Linked DNA regions of Mus musculus: region 2 is linked to region 1. The links are chromatin contacts, found by Hi-C or POLR2A ChIA-PET in ENCODE. All regions are on one chromosome and are shown on one strand. The core of a region is the stretch at or near the end of the contact, and the rest is flanking DNA. Distances in the headings are between cores, read along the strand shown. Region 1 overlaps Mcu (mitochondrial calcium uniporter). Region 2 overlaps Mcu (mitochondrial calcium uniporter).

The links. Hi-C counts contacts between places; a loop is a spot of excess contacts on that map. ChIA-PET counts read pairs that join two places held with the same protein, here RNA polymerase II (POLR2A).
Region 2: a loop to region 1 is called in a map of heart, with 1.8 times the contacts of the local background. The contact joins two enhancer-like sites. A Hi-C loop is called at or near these places in 1 of 37 maps with a recorded cell type or tissue (heart). POLR2A ChIA-PET finds 5 or more read pairs at or near these places in 2 of 5 experiments (Patski and embryonic stem cell).

The regions. Positions count from the first base shown.
Region 1 is chr10:59,521,371-59,528,037 of GRCm38, reverse strand. All of the region lies in intron 1 of Mcu (mitochondrial calcium uniporter), which reads left to right. Among named protein-coding and RNA genes, the nearest start is that of Gm40671, 51 kb to the left of the region's middle. Within about 2 kb of position 4,162, at least 1 of the 3 ENCODE cell types and tissues checked has a DNase peak (open chromatin) inside an H3K27ac peak, as active enhancers do.
Region 2 is chr10:59,561,741-59,568,407 of GRCm38, reverse strand. All of the region lies in intron 1 of Mcu (mitochondrial calcium uniporter), which reads left to right. Among named protein-coding and RNA genes, the nearest start is that of Gm40671, 10 kb to the left of the region's middle. Within about 2 kb of position 2,296, at least 1 of the 3 ENCODE cell types and tissues checked has a DNase peak (open chromatin) inside an H3K27ac peak, as active enhancers do.

The DNA of each region.
Region 1 (6,667 bases), core at 2,913-5,412:
ACAAATAGGGCTGCGATAAACATTGTTGCGCAACAGCACTGTGTTGTGTTGACTTGGAGCCTGTCAGGGCCATACCCAGACGTGATCTCGCAGGTTAATATGGTAAATCCATTTCATAGGGTTTTGTCCCTTCTTGTAGAGATGAGGCTTCATCTTCTGTATTGTTCTGATCCCCTGTTGCAGAAGGGAGGTTGTCAGAAAGACTATGCCAAAGCCTTTAAGCAGACCCGCCTGCTTCCACCTCTGCAGTGCTGGGATTGCGGTGTGTGCTACTGATGTGTGGGATTGCAGGGCATGTTTTCATTTGGTACTGGAGATTGAACCAAAGGCTTTGTACATGTTAGGCAAGTCCCCTACTGGCTGAGCTACCCGGCCTGTTCACTGTTACTTTTATCTGCTCAGGCTGTGAAGGAAAAGCCTACTGTCGATCTCCTCGTGCTTCCTGCTGCTCATGGTAGCGAGCTGTCACGCCATTTTGCTGCATAGCATTCATGGCTGCCATGTCTTGCTTGTACCTGGAGCCCCGAGGGCGCTCTTTTGGATCTCACCCTGAGAGCTGTGTGACCTCATGTATGGCCTAACCTCGGGAGTTCCAGTGTGGTGATGCGGCAACAGTCAGTGCTTCTGCATATTGCGGTTTCCCATAGTTTATTCTCTCTCTCTCTCTCTCTCTCTCTCTTTTCTCGGCTCTAATTACAAAGGTAATAATGGCTAAAATTTATTCAGCCCATAAATGCAGAAAGGGAAGACATAAGGCTGCATGCATAAAAGGAAAAAGAGAAACATCCCAAGACTGCAAATGGAAAAGTACTCGGCCTGGCATCTTAAAAGAGCAAACAAAAGTACACAGAGGGGACATTCCTGTACCGCAGCCACCATTCCATCTGTCTGCATCCTTCCAGGAACTGCTTCTAGGTGTCTATTTTTTTTTAATTTTTATAAATTATTAATTAGGGTCGTATATGAGACTTATAAACAAGTTACACAACACTTACAAGTCTGTAGAATAGAAAGCAGGCAGGCCTGTCTTCTACTGTGATACCTTTAGCAGTTTGCTCTTCATTCTTTTACATGTTAAACACAACAGGATCCCACTGTATTTTAATTCAGATAAAGTCAAATGATATTTTATAATAAAATTATAGCTATTTTACCTTCTAGTTTTAGCAATGAAGATCTTAATGATAAACTTTCAAAGATGTGTATTTGGGTTGAGTTCATTACTGTTTGCTTGTAGGTTTTTTTTTTTGTTGTTGTTTTGTTTTTGTTTTTTTAAGATTTAAACATTTTTCTGTTATGTGTCTGTATGTGTATGTGAGCACAGTGCCCACAGATGCCAGAAGGGGGCATCATGTCCTCCGGAGCTGTAGTTACAGATATTTGGGAGCTATTGAAAGAGGATGCTGGGAACCAAACTCGTGTTCTCTTCAAAGGTAGTATGTGATCTAAATTCTGAGCCATCTCTGGCCTACTTCCACTTTTAAAACATTTAATTCTTATTTTTGTTTGTAGTTTCTTCCCTCTCTCCCAATGGGGGGTCTCACTGTGTAGCTCAGGCTGACCTCAAACTCAGCATCTTCCTGACTTAGACTTCTGAGTACTGAAATACAGGAAGGTACTTTGTCTCACTTTACAATTGTCACTACAGTGTAAACGTTTGTCCTTTCTTACAGTGAAACATTTCCCAACTTCTTGCCATTTGCATTTCTCCTTTTATGGATTTTCTACCCCTACCCCAAGGACCACAAACAATAAATGAGAGTGTGGCCGTGTGATTCTCTTGAGATCTACTGGACACCCAACATTTGTTTGAGCTGTTGTTTCTGTGATTATTAATTGTTTTTTATAATCAATTCGACAAATAATGTAAAGAAGATGGAGAAGCCTGTCGTTCGCTTCTAAATTAGGATTTATTTGCTGGGTGGCTTTAATAAATCTGCACACCTCATGAAATCCTTTCTAAAAGTTACAGGCTCTGAAATGTGTTCTTACTGGCAAGGTGGACAGCTGCTGTCAGTAAGGGTAAGGCATGTAAGAGTACCTGAAACCCAAGGAAGAGAAACTTGTACTTTCTAGACAAATCTCTTTGTCTTTATGTGATTTATAAAAATCAAGAAAGAGTTGGGCGTGGTTGCACCTGTTCAGCGATCCGGAGGCAGAGCCATGTGGTTCTCTGTAAGTCAAAGGCCAGCTTGGTCTACACAGGAAGATCCACAACCCAAAACTGAACATAACAAAAAGTGGCACAGCATTTATTCATCATACAGTGCATAAGTAAGTGTTGAATATTAGACTATCTTACGTAGCTTTATTGAAGAGAGAAACTAGAAAGTTTTTCATATTATCATCAATTTGGGGGGGAAGATTTGAGGAAAGGCCTTTAGGACCCTATCCACAGTCGTCCATCAGCTTCTTTAGAGAATGTGTACTCTCAGTACCACAGATGGGATGCTGGGTACGTAAGGGAGGTAACAGTGCACAACAGAGCTTCAAAATGATTCTGTTGCCTGGTACTGACATTGTTATGACTATAAATCCATTTATGATGACCCGCAATTATAGTATAGATGCTGCAGGATGGAAAGGGCCTATTGGAATTTTCTAATCAGGACCTGGAAGGCCATAGGATCCGTCTTCTATCACACACAGAGAAAGCAGAGTCTGGAGTGCTGCGGGCTCTGAGGGAGGCTGTAGTCTCCACCAGTACTGGAGCTAAGGCTGCTGTTTCTAGCTTTCCAACCCTGACTCTGTTCTTCCCATAACGCCTACATCTCTGGAGGGACTCGATCTAACCTAGATACTTTTCACCTTTGGTAGCTCTTTGCCTGTTTGTTTTTACAGTTGCTACTAAAAATAGGAACTGTTCTTTTAGGTGAGGATTCTAGGTAATTGATTCCGCCGACTCCTCAGCACAGTGCCTGCATTCCTGTGTGGTCCCCTTTCGGGACACCGGTGTAGCTTTTGAGGAATTTGGGTGCTGAAGCGTTGAGCTCAGAGAGAAACTCTTACAGTGAAGAGGCTGGTGCCCTCTCCTAGGGCAACCTAAGGCGTTCCCTGGCGACTTTGTGGGTCTCACCTGCACACTTTAGGGAGACAGACTGGCTCTTGGAGAAGCAGGCTGTTAGTGTACTGTGACCTTTTGTGTGTGGGTGGAGTATTGGGGTGGGACCTAAGGCCTCCCACATGGCGAGAGCATGCAGCCACCTCAGTTTGTCCTCTTTGTGGTACTGATTGCCCATTAACCTCAGCATTGGCATAGACTAGAGCTAAACAAATAAGTTAGCCAGTTGTTGTTAGTCTCATGGTTTTAGTGTCTAAAATAATTTTGCACTTGATCAAAATATAAATCAGCGCTGCTTTTCTTTACAAGGAACGGTTTATGAGCAACGCAGGGTTGACAGTTTTTTGGTCAGGAATTCTTAACTGTGTCTTCAGTGAACCTGGCCAGAATCCTGCCCCGGAGCCTGCTTTCCTCAAATACATTGTTTGTGTGTCTTCTACTGGTCTCTGGTTTAAACGGCCACCAGAGCATTAGATCTGTGAAGCTTCATTTTCTGCATTGGGTTTTAGCCCTTCTTCGATACGTGCCTATGGCACGTATTCTGGCCTTTCTGTTCAGTCGATTACCAGGGAGAGATCACTAGCTCAACGCCATCTTAAACTGTTTGTGACCTGGGAGTAACTGCAGGCCACTTTTCTATCTAGCTCACCAGAGATGATTTCATTCTTCATACAACCTTCAGACCTTGGGCCAAGAGCTTTGCTTCATGTTTCATTTGTATTATTCATGACTTGCTGTTTCTGGATTCCTCATACAATAGAGTAACCTCCCCCTCGTCTCCTGTCTGAGTTCTATTGTAAAGCAAGATTGACTTAAACAATAATTTCCAGGAGCAAAAGGAAGTGGGCCTTTCCATCTGGGTTATCCGTCTTGGTTTATATCAGTGTTGGCGCACACAAGAGTTCAGTGTCAGTGCTTGCCCTGCTTGCTCTGTTTGTCTTAGAGGTCTTTCTCTGCAAGATCTGTAGCAACTCTAATATTTCCTGCACTCCTTTATCCAGCTGTCTTCTGTCATCTCTCACCTTCTGCTTGGCTATTACACTGCCTGTCTGATAAACGCTCGGCGAGCCTCAGAGGCTGCAGAACTTTCATTCAGTAATGCAGTAGTCTAAAGAAGGCGCAGACTTGATCCTCAAGCCTCCTCCGCCTTCCAAATCCCTGAATGACGCCCACAGCCACTGGGTCTGGGTTTACGTGGAAGTCTTCGTCTTCACCTCAGTCATCGTCCTTGGCACACATACAGATACTGGGACTACTTTATACAAATCACTTATCCTGTGAATGTTTCCATAAATGCTCCAATATTTCTCTGAAAGTTAAGAGTAGCCGCAATGCCGTTATCAAATGAAAAATAGTAACACTTTAATAGCGTCAAATATCTAGCAATCGCTTAAAACTTCCTGATTATCCTGTCTGTATTTTCAGTCAGATACAAGGGCCAGGAAGGGCTTTATAGGAAGTTATGTGGAGACCCTTTTTTCATTAAATCATTCAAATACACAGTGATTATTTAAATGAATATGTCTTTTATGCACCAGGCAAAACTCTTGGTGTCAGGAATGTGGGGTGGAGCCACTTGTAGACCTTGTATGTGTGTGGAGAAATAGGCAGGAGGGAAGAAGGTAAGAACAAACAATCAGGAAGAAAGGAAATATTACATAGGATGAAGTGCAAAGAATAGAATGAAAGTAAGAGGTGTGTTCAGTTAAGCCACTTTATACAGCATGGAAGGACAGCATCCTTAGAGGTCAGGAATGATGAAGAAGATAATCATACAAAAACAACCTGGAAGTCTGTTATAGACAGAGGAAAGAGGCAATCGATCATTCACTTGATGATGCCGAGCCGTCTCACAAATTCAGTGTAAGATGCAGACATGGAGGTGAGCATGTCCTGCAGTGTGGGTAACACAGCTTCCAGTGTAAGATGCAGACATGGAGGTGAGCGTGTCCTGCAGTGAGGGTAACACAGCTTCCAGTGTAAGATGCAGACTTGGAGGTGAGCATGTCCTGCAGTGTGGGTAACCCAGCTCCAGTGTAAGATGCAGACATGGAGGTGAGCATGTCCTGCAGTGTGGGTAACCCAGCTCCAGTGTAAGATGCAGACATGGAGGTGAGCGTGTCCTGCAGTGTGGGTAACCCAGCTCCAGTGTAAGATGCAGACATGGAGGTGAGCGTGTCCTGCAGTGTGGGTAACCCAGCTTCCAGTGTAAGATGCAGACATGGAGGTGAGCGTGTCCTGCAGTGTGGGTAACACAGCTTCCAGTGTAAGATGCAGACTTGGAGGTGAGCGTGTCCTGCAGTGTGGGTAACCCAGCTCCAGTGTAAGATGCAGACATGGAGGTGAGCGTGTCCTGCAGTGAGGGTAACACAGCTTCCAGTGTAAGATGCAGACATGGAGGTGAGCGTGTCCTGCAGTGTGGGTAGGATGATGTTCACTTTAGCAGTCCTGTTAGCCAGATTCTCATTGCTGTGGGTCATACTTGATGACACAGTTTTTAAAAGGAAGGGTTTATTTTGACTTATGTTTCAGCAGCCCTGCGCTGAAAATCCAAAATCCTAACTGCTCCAAAGTCCAGAACTGCTTTGAGAGCTGGAATGACGTCACGGGTGGAAAATTCCACACCTCGCTCTTCTGATGTCACAGAGAAAACACAGGGGCAGTACACATGCTAGACAAGATTATTTCAACACTACATATGTAAGGGGTATATGAATCACAATTCAATTTCATGTTTAAAATTAGAACCATTCCCAAGAATCTCATTATATGTCATATATATAATATGTATGCATACTATATATCTTATATATAATATATGTATATTATATACCTTATATAATATATATATATGCAGATATACTAAATTCAACACAATAAACAATATATGAAGCCTTTCTGGTCCTAAGCAAGTCAAATAAGGACAATACTTTCGGTTGAAGTCAAACATAAGAACTTAGAAGTCTGAATTATCTAAGGTTAATAACATTTTAATAGCTTCCATTGTGCCAAATGCACTTTTTCTGAACTCTTTTTAAAAATTGCTGCAGTGCCTGCCCTTAGAGCTGGTAACTTGAATGTGTTTTATGCCAAGAGAACTAATGAAATTTGCCTAAGTTCCGTGAGTTCTTTTTTTATTAGACAAAGAGGGTTATTCATAATGAGAGAATCAAAGCCCAGACATTTCTCTAAAGAAGCTTGGTTTTGATTTGCTCATTGGAACAGAACCTAACCCTGTGTTTGTTCTACCTCCTAGCACTCGAACAGACAGACAGACACATACATCTCTCTCTGTCTTCTCTTGCCTCTTCCATATAAATAATATTATGGTGGATTTTTTTTTTAAGTGGAGCAGCTCAAGAAGTAGCTCAGCTTGTGTGTTTACCTGGAAGGAGCGGGGTCCTGGGTTCAGGCCTCAGCCCTGGCTGCCCAGGCATCTGACACAGGCCTGGAATCCCAGCACTCAGGAGCAGAGGCAGGAAGACCTCAAGTTCAAGGTCATTCTGGGCTAGATAGCCACTTTGAGGTCAACCTGTCTGAAAAATAATATGTTTAAAACAAAATGAAATATGCAAACCCCTCCTGCCACCACCCCACCCCCGTTTT
Region 2 (6,667 bases), core at 1,047-3,546, 42 kb before region 1:
TCTTCCTCCTTCCTTCCTCCCCCCACCCCCATGATTTCCTCAAATATAGAAAGGTTTGGAGGAGAGAAGAAAATGGTAGAGTTTTCTGAACAAAATGCAACAGCCAGGACAGTCTGACATCACTTTGGCAACTAGTTCCTCTAGTTCAAGACCCATGCAGAGTGCTTGGCTGAGTGGTCCCAGCGTCTCTGGGGGTTCTTTGCAGAGTTTGGCTCTCTCTCCTTTCTAAAAAACCTGGGGTCCGATGAGCTTCCTTTGAGTGCAACACAGAGCCCTTACTGCCAAACTGCTGGCTGGATTTCCCGGAAAACACTGCAGGAATGTTTGGGTAGACTTCTTGAAGCCCAAAATCAACCTTCCTGTCACCACATGAGATGTCATATTTTCTTTCTACCTTGAGTGTTTAGAGCAAGAGAATTTCCCTTAAAAAAAAAAAAAAAAAGAACCTTTCTTGCCTGTTCTTTTGTTACAGGATGAAATTGACGCATGAGGGTTGTTACCTATTTGTAAAACTGTAAAGCACCTAGGTTTGGCACACGGGTCCACCAGATCCATTCAATGCTCCTTGTGTATGCATGGTGTGGTGCCACTCGCTGGATCTAGCCACCAGGACCACATTCCTAAGGAAAACCGGTGCTCCCACACCCAGCAGCCATCAGCTGTCAGTGGCTCCTCAGCTAGAGATGGACTCACAAACCCCTCCCTCTGTGCTGCTGGGCTGGGTCTTGTGCAGACAACCTCAGGTGCAATGAGTTCATGAGAGGAGCATCCTTTCGGGTCCAAAAGACATCATCGGACCTCAGTCTTCCCGGACCTCTGGCTCTTGCAGTCTTTCCAGTCCCTCTTCTGCGCCGTTTTCCTGAGCTGTGAGGGGAGGGAGTATGGTCTAGATACTCCATTTATGGCTCAGGATTCCACAGACACCTCTTGACTCGACAGCTCCTCTTAATGTTTTGTCGCATTATTTACTTGTTGTTGTTGTTACTATGAAAAAATACCCAAGGACAGCATTTTAAAGACGGTAAGTTTATGTGCTGTCATAGTCTGAGGATGTACTATGCCACAGCGGGATGCACATGGAGACAGGCGCCGTCTGCCTTGGTGGGCAAAGCATGGCGACAGGAACTTGAGGCAGCTGGTCACGGTGCATGCGCAGTCAGGAGGCAGAGGCGTAGACCGGGCTGTGCTGGAAAGGCTCTTATTTATACTCCATGCTGGGACCTAGTCTGTGAGATAGCGTCTCCCGAATTCGGGTCGGCTCTTCCCCCTTCAGTAGAATCTTTCTGAAAACACTCAGATATGGGTTTCCATGGTGATTCTAAAGCCTGCCACGTTCAAAAATCAAGCATCCCACTTGGTACTATCTATATTTTCTTTCCTTGTATCCAGTTACTCTGCACAGTCCAGCAGTAGTAGAGATACTTCCCTCCTCTCATTCATGCAGTCAACAAGTATTTGTGGAATACCTTCTGTGCATTCAGTAAGGTCCGGAATAATAAAAAGTGATAGATGACACTGACTGTTTCTGGTTTGAATACCAGCTGTGCTGGTCTGGCTGTAGATTTTCAAACGCCAGAAAGAAGAATCCTCAATCAAGTATTTGAATTGTGGGGAGGTGCCATTACAGGCAACAAATAGATGACTAGAAATTCCCAGTGATATGACAAATCTAAAGAACTGATTTCCCCCTTGTTGCTTAAGAAAAACAAAACAAAGCTTTTATACAAACATTCCTGGATACTTAGTATCCAGGAAACATAAATGTTTCATGTGTCTATATAAATATTACCTCCATTTCAGACAGGCTAAATCCTACTCTACATAGATATAATATCTAAATTATGTCTGTTGGAGCAATGTCTATTCTAAGCATTCTCTGTCAGGTCAATTATTTTCAAGCCTCTGTTAGTGCTAAGGTATGTAATAAGACTTAGGGTTTCAGTGTTGAAGTACAAGCATGTGGTACGTATTAGCAATTTGGTGGTGGTGGGTTGCATACACTACAATGGTTCCTATATCTGTATCTGGAGGGCTGAGGGAGCTGACCCAGCTCCTAGCTGTTTGGGTCCTGCTTTCTGCTGGGGCACAGTGAGCTCCATTCATTTACACAGCTAGGGGCCTATTAAATCTTCTAGTTTGCAGGCCTGTGGTAAATGTGTGTTCCTTGCAACTGAATTATGGCTGCTATGAGACTGTCAGCTTGGAATTTATGGCAATAGAAGTTTTAAATATCCCAAACATTTCAGTATGGAGAGAAGGAGGCCTTTCTTTAAAGGGACCGGGGCCAGACATCTATTCTGAGGTTGGAATGAATCAACAGTCATGTTCTGAAGAAAGCTGTATCTAGAGAAGATGGACGGAGGCCACTCTGAGTGCATCTGGTGGTTTCTGTGTGCTAGGGAATATAAAGCAGCTGTCTGGTCTGTTAGGAAGCTCAGGTTCTTAGTTCTTTTGGACCGAGACCCCTTAGGTTTGTTTCCAGCTCTCCCCGGTGAGATTGTTTTTCTTTCACAATTTAAGACGATCTGAAAGAGGACTAGGGGTGTGTAACTCATCAGTCACGAACTTGCCGAACATGCATGAGGTCCTGGTTCCATCTCCAGACTGAAGAAACAACAGAATGACACATGGGCACGATGTCATCCTTAAAATAAGAGGTGCCAGAGAAGAATACGGGATGTGAACATTCCAAATGAACTCCTGACAGCTGACAGCAACATTATCGTAACATCAATTATACATACATTTCTTCCAGATTTACTTCATTTTTGTACATATAAGTGTCTGCCTGCATGTATGTTTGTGTGCCACCTGCATGCCTGGTGCCCTCCCTCGGAGGCCAGATCCTTCGGCACTGGAGCTACAGCTGTTTGTGAGCCACCGTGTTGGGGCTGAGAATCAAATCCAGGTCGTCTGCAAGAGCGACACAAGATCTTAACCACTGAACCGTCTCTGCAGCCCCCATATATAGCACTTATTGACTGCTAGGTACTAAGAACTCTTTGTAATAACTAATTATTATGCAGTATGCCATGGTTCCTCAAAATGCTTGCCCATTCTTAGTTTAATTGAACTTCCTTAGAATGTCTTTTAGGGCTTTGTTTGGTTTCTTTCTGCAGGTCCCTGTGCACAGTAGGAAATACTCCACCTCTTAGTTGCGTCTCTGGCTTCACACCGGTAGTGGCCTGGCTTCACATGGGTAGTGGCTAGACTAATTTTATGTCGACTTGACACAAGCTATAGTCATCTGAGAGGAAGGAACCTCAATTGAGAAAGTGCCTTTGTAAGATGAGGCTGGAGGGAACATTTTCTTAATCAGTGATTGACTTGGGAGGGCGCAGCCCATTGTGGGTGGTCCCGTCCTAGGCTCATGGTCCCGGGTGCTGTAAGAAGTTGGGATGAGCAAGCCATGATGAACAAGCCAGTAAGCAGCACCTATCTATGGCTTCTGCATCAGCTCCTGCCTCCAGTTTGAGTTCCTACCTTGGCTTCCCTCAATGGACTGTGGCTCAGGATGTGTAAGCCAGATCAGCCCTTCCTGTCAAGTTGCTTAGGCCATGGTGTTTCATCAGAGCCACGGTAACCCTGACTAAGATACATGCTATTCATTTTGGCAGATTTTCACCCGTTACTTATTGTGCACTTGCTAACTGCTTGGTACTGTTGCATCATTAACTTGCATCATTCCATGTAGCCCTCAGAAGCCACACTAAGGCAAGGACGATTTTCAACCATGTCTCTGAGGTTAAGGAACCTGAGTTCTAGCATGGTTAAGTAACTTACTATCAATTACAAAAGCTATGTCATAAGCAGGCAGCCGCCCGTAGCTATGAAACATTTTTGCCTGAAGGAAAAAGGTTCCCCTGTGTGAGCTAGTTAGGAAGCTGACCTCCTTCTGGCCTGGCTCCCCACCCACCCCCACCCTGCCTCACTGACTTGGGAGCCTGTGGTTTGCTGTCTCTTCTAGCATGTGTCCTTTCTCCAGGATGGATATCTTAGTAGCTCATTATGGGGTACACCAAATGCCTCAATCTGATGACCTGAAAGCCAGGGTTATCCATGCAGGTCTGATTCCAGAACTGGATTCTTATTACTAAATGTCCAATTAATGGGAAGCAGAGAGTTCAATGTAAATTCTTTTGAGTTTAAACTCTCCTCATGCTCCTTTGTATAACACATACTGGTCAAATTACAAATGACATTGGGGTCCTGAGTTATTCCTCCCTACTCTCCCTGGGTAAGCACTTTTTTTTTTTTCTTTTTGAGAATGATGTCAAAGTCTTTAGGATTTCAATAATTGTGTTCTTCATTAAATGTGGCTCAACAGTTATACACATTCTTGGTTTGACCTTCTACTTAGCCTTGTGACTTTGACTAAGAGGGCATTATATAGTGTGGTTACAAGAATAAACCTATAGCTGTAAATCAAGGCAGTTTACTTGGTGTCTTTCGGCCTGGTGTGTAATGTTAAAGGAGGCATTATGTTCCTATCCCAATGAATTAAATATCTAAAACACTGCTTAATAAGAAGCACTTAAACTTTTATATTTGACCTTTGGAAAAATGGGTACTTGAAGCACTATTTTTGGTATAGCTAGGTACATTGGTGAAGCAATTCCTCTGTTAGTATTATTAACATCCAATCATTATGAGTTTATGGACACGGCCTATAGCAGAAGGCTGCTTGAATTGCTGAAATGCAAACATCATCTGCATCCTAATGAAGTATTTCTTGCAACACGTGGGCACCCAACAAGAATTTGCAAAGATTCTCTCAGAGTCCTTGGTTGAAGGACAGCCCTTTCAACTGAAACCAATTCTATATTTTTATCTTTTGGCAATACTGGGCCTTGTGTATGCTATGCAAATGATCTACCACTGAGCTATGTCCCCAGCTCTCTGAAACCACTTCTTAAACGCCAGGCTTCCACAACCATATGGCGTTTTCCGTCCATTGAGGCGATAGTGTTTGTGTGCTCTGATGCCATCAGTGTGTGTTTGGATGGTTAGCGTTTAAAGAACTGCATTTTCAACACATTGCTCCAGATTATAGCCACTAACAATTACTTACACATGAACTGTTTTCTTCTGGGCCCTTTGTCTGTTGGGAGGCTGAGGAGATGCTATAATTTATTGGGTGAATGGGAGTCTTGTGGCTTGTGGCAGTATCCCTTCTGAGCGCTTCCTAATAGTACTCCGCTCGTATCCAGAGCCGCACTCTGAGACTTGTTGATCTGAGTGTGTGCTGGTAAAGCTAGCATATTACCCAAGTGGCCCTGGCCATCCCTTTCATACTCTGATCTCTCTTGGCTGCTTTGTTCTCTCTTCTTCAGTTCTCTTGGTGTGTGTCCCACAACATCAGAGTTTTGAGTTTAATCCCTGACCTAAAGGTTTGATTGGTTTTTTTTTTTTTGAAAGAATTATATGATAGCAAGGTAAATGATGAAAAAGCAAATAAACATTTCAGAAAACACTTGAGTGGTTTATTGTCAAGGAGATGGTTTTATTAGTGAGGGTTTCATCAAGAAAAGAGAATCCATTTCTGGCATTTACAGCAGAAGGGATTTGTAACAGGAGAATTCTAACGCAGGCATTGAGGGAGCCAAGTAGCATGTAGTGAGGTAATGTAGAGACTAACAACAGGAAGTCGCCACCTTCACCTCTTCCAGCTGGAGAAACACAGGAAGGGGGGAGCAAGGAGGTTGCACATGGAGCCCAGCACTTCAGAGAGGAAGGACGTTATTTGATTGGGTAAGGGCAAGTACAATATGCTCCACCTCCCTCCCTCCCCCAAAGTACAGAAAACTGTAGAAACTGCTATTTCTGAATATGAGTTTTGCACATTTTCTCTGAGGTGCCAGCCTTCATGTCGGTGCTAAAGGATAAAAGTAGGGGAAAATACACTAAAAATTAGAATAGCAGCACGCGCGCACACACACACACACACACACACACACACACACACGCACACACACACACACATTTCTGAAGAGAGGGTAATAATGTATGCTTTGCTGGTAAAAGTAGTCTGAAGAGATCATGAGACCTTTAAAGAGACCTCTGCGTCCACAGATGTGGGTGTGTACTAGTACACAGAGAGGTGACACACAAAGTCTGTCCACCTGGTGAAACTGAAGCATCTTTGTGAAATCCATCCCTTCCCGTCCTCTGTGGTTGGGTGAGACTCCCTGATAAGCACTGGTGGGCAGCTTTCTCTGTGTAGAAAGACAGAGAAAGTCCGCTGTCCTTTACCTCACTCTGTAGGCCAGGCTGGCCTCGAACTCAGAGATGCCCCTGCCTCGGTCTGTCCCTCGAGTTCCCAGTGATTCTTATTGCTTTAGCATCCCTTTTCCATAATAATATTTAAACTTTCTCTTGAAATCAGAGTTTGAATGTGAGTGAAGACAATGATAAATAATGCATTTATAAAAAAAATTTAATGCAATATTTAATAGAATGAGCTTCCAAGGCCCCAAATCTGTAGCCTAGCTAATTGTTCCCTATCAAGTGTGTTTCTTTCTGCTCCCCAAGTCTGCATGTAGGCTAATAGTTCTGCTCATCTTCAAAACTTAGCATGAAGTTTTAATGACCATTATGCCTTAAGATAAGAAGAGCCCTCAGCACAGCAATGGGCTGATACTCTTATGGATGGAAGGTCTCTAAGGTC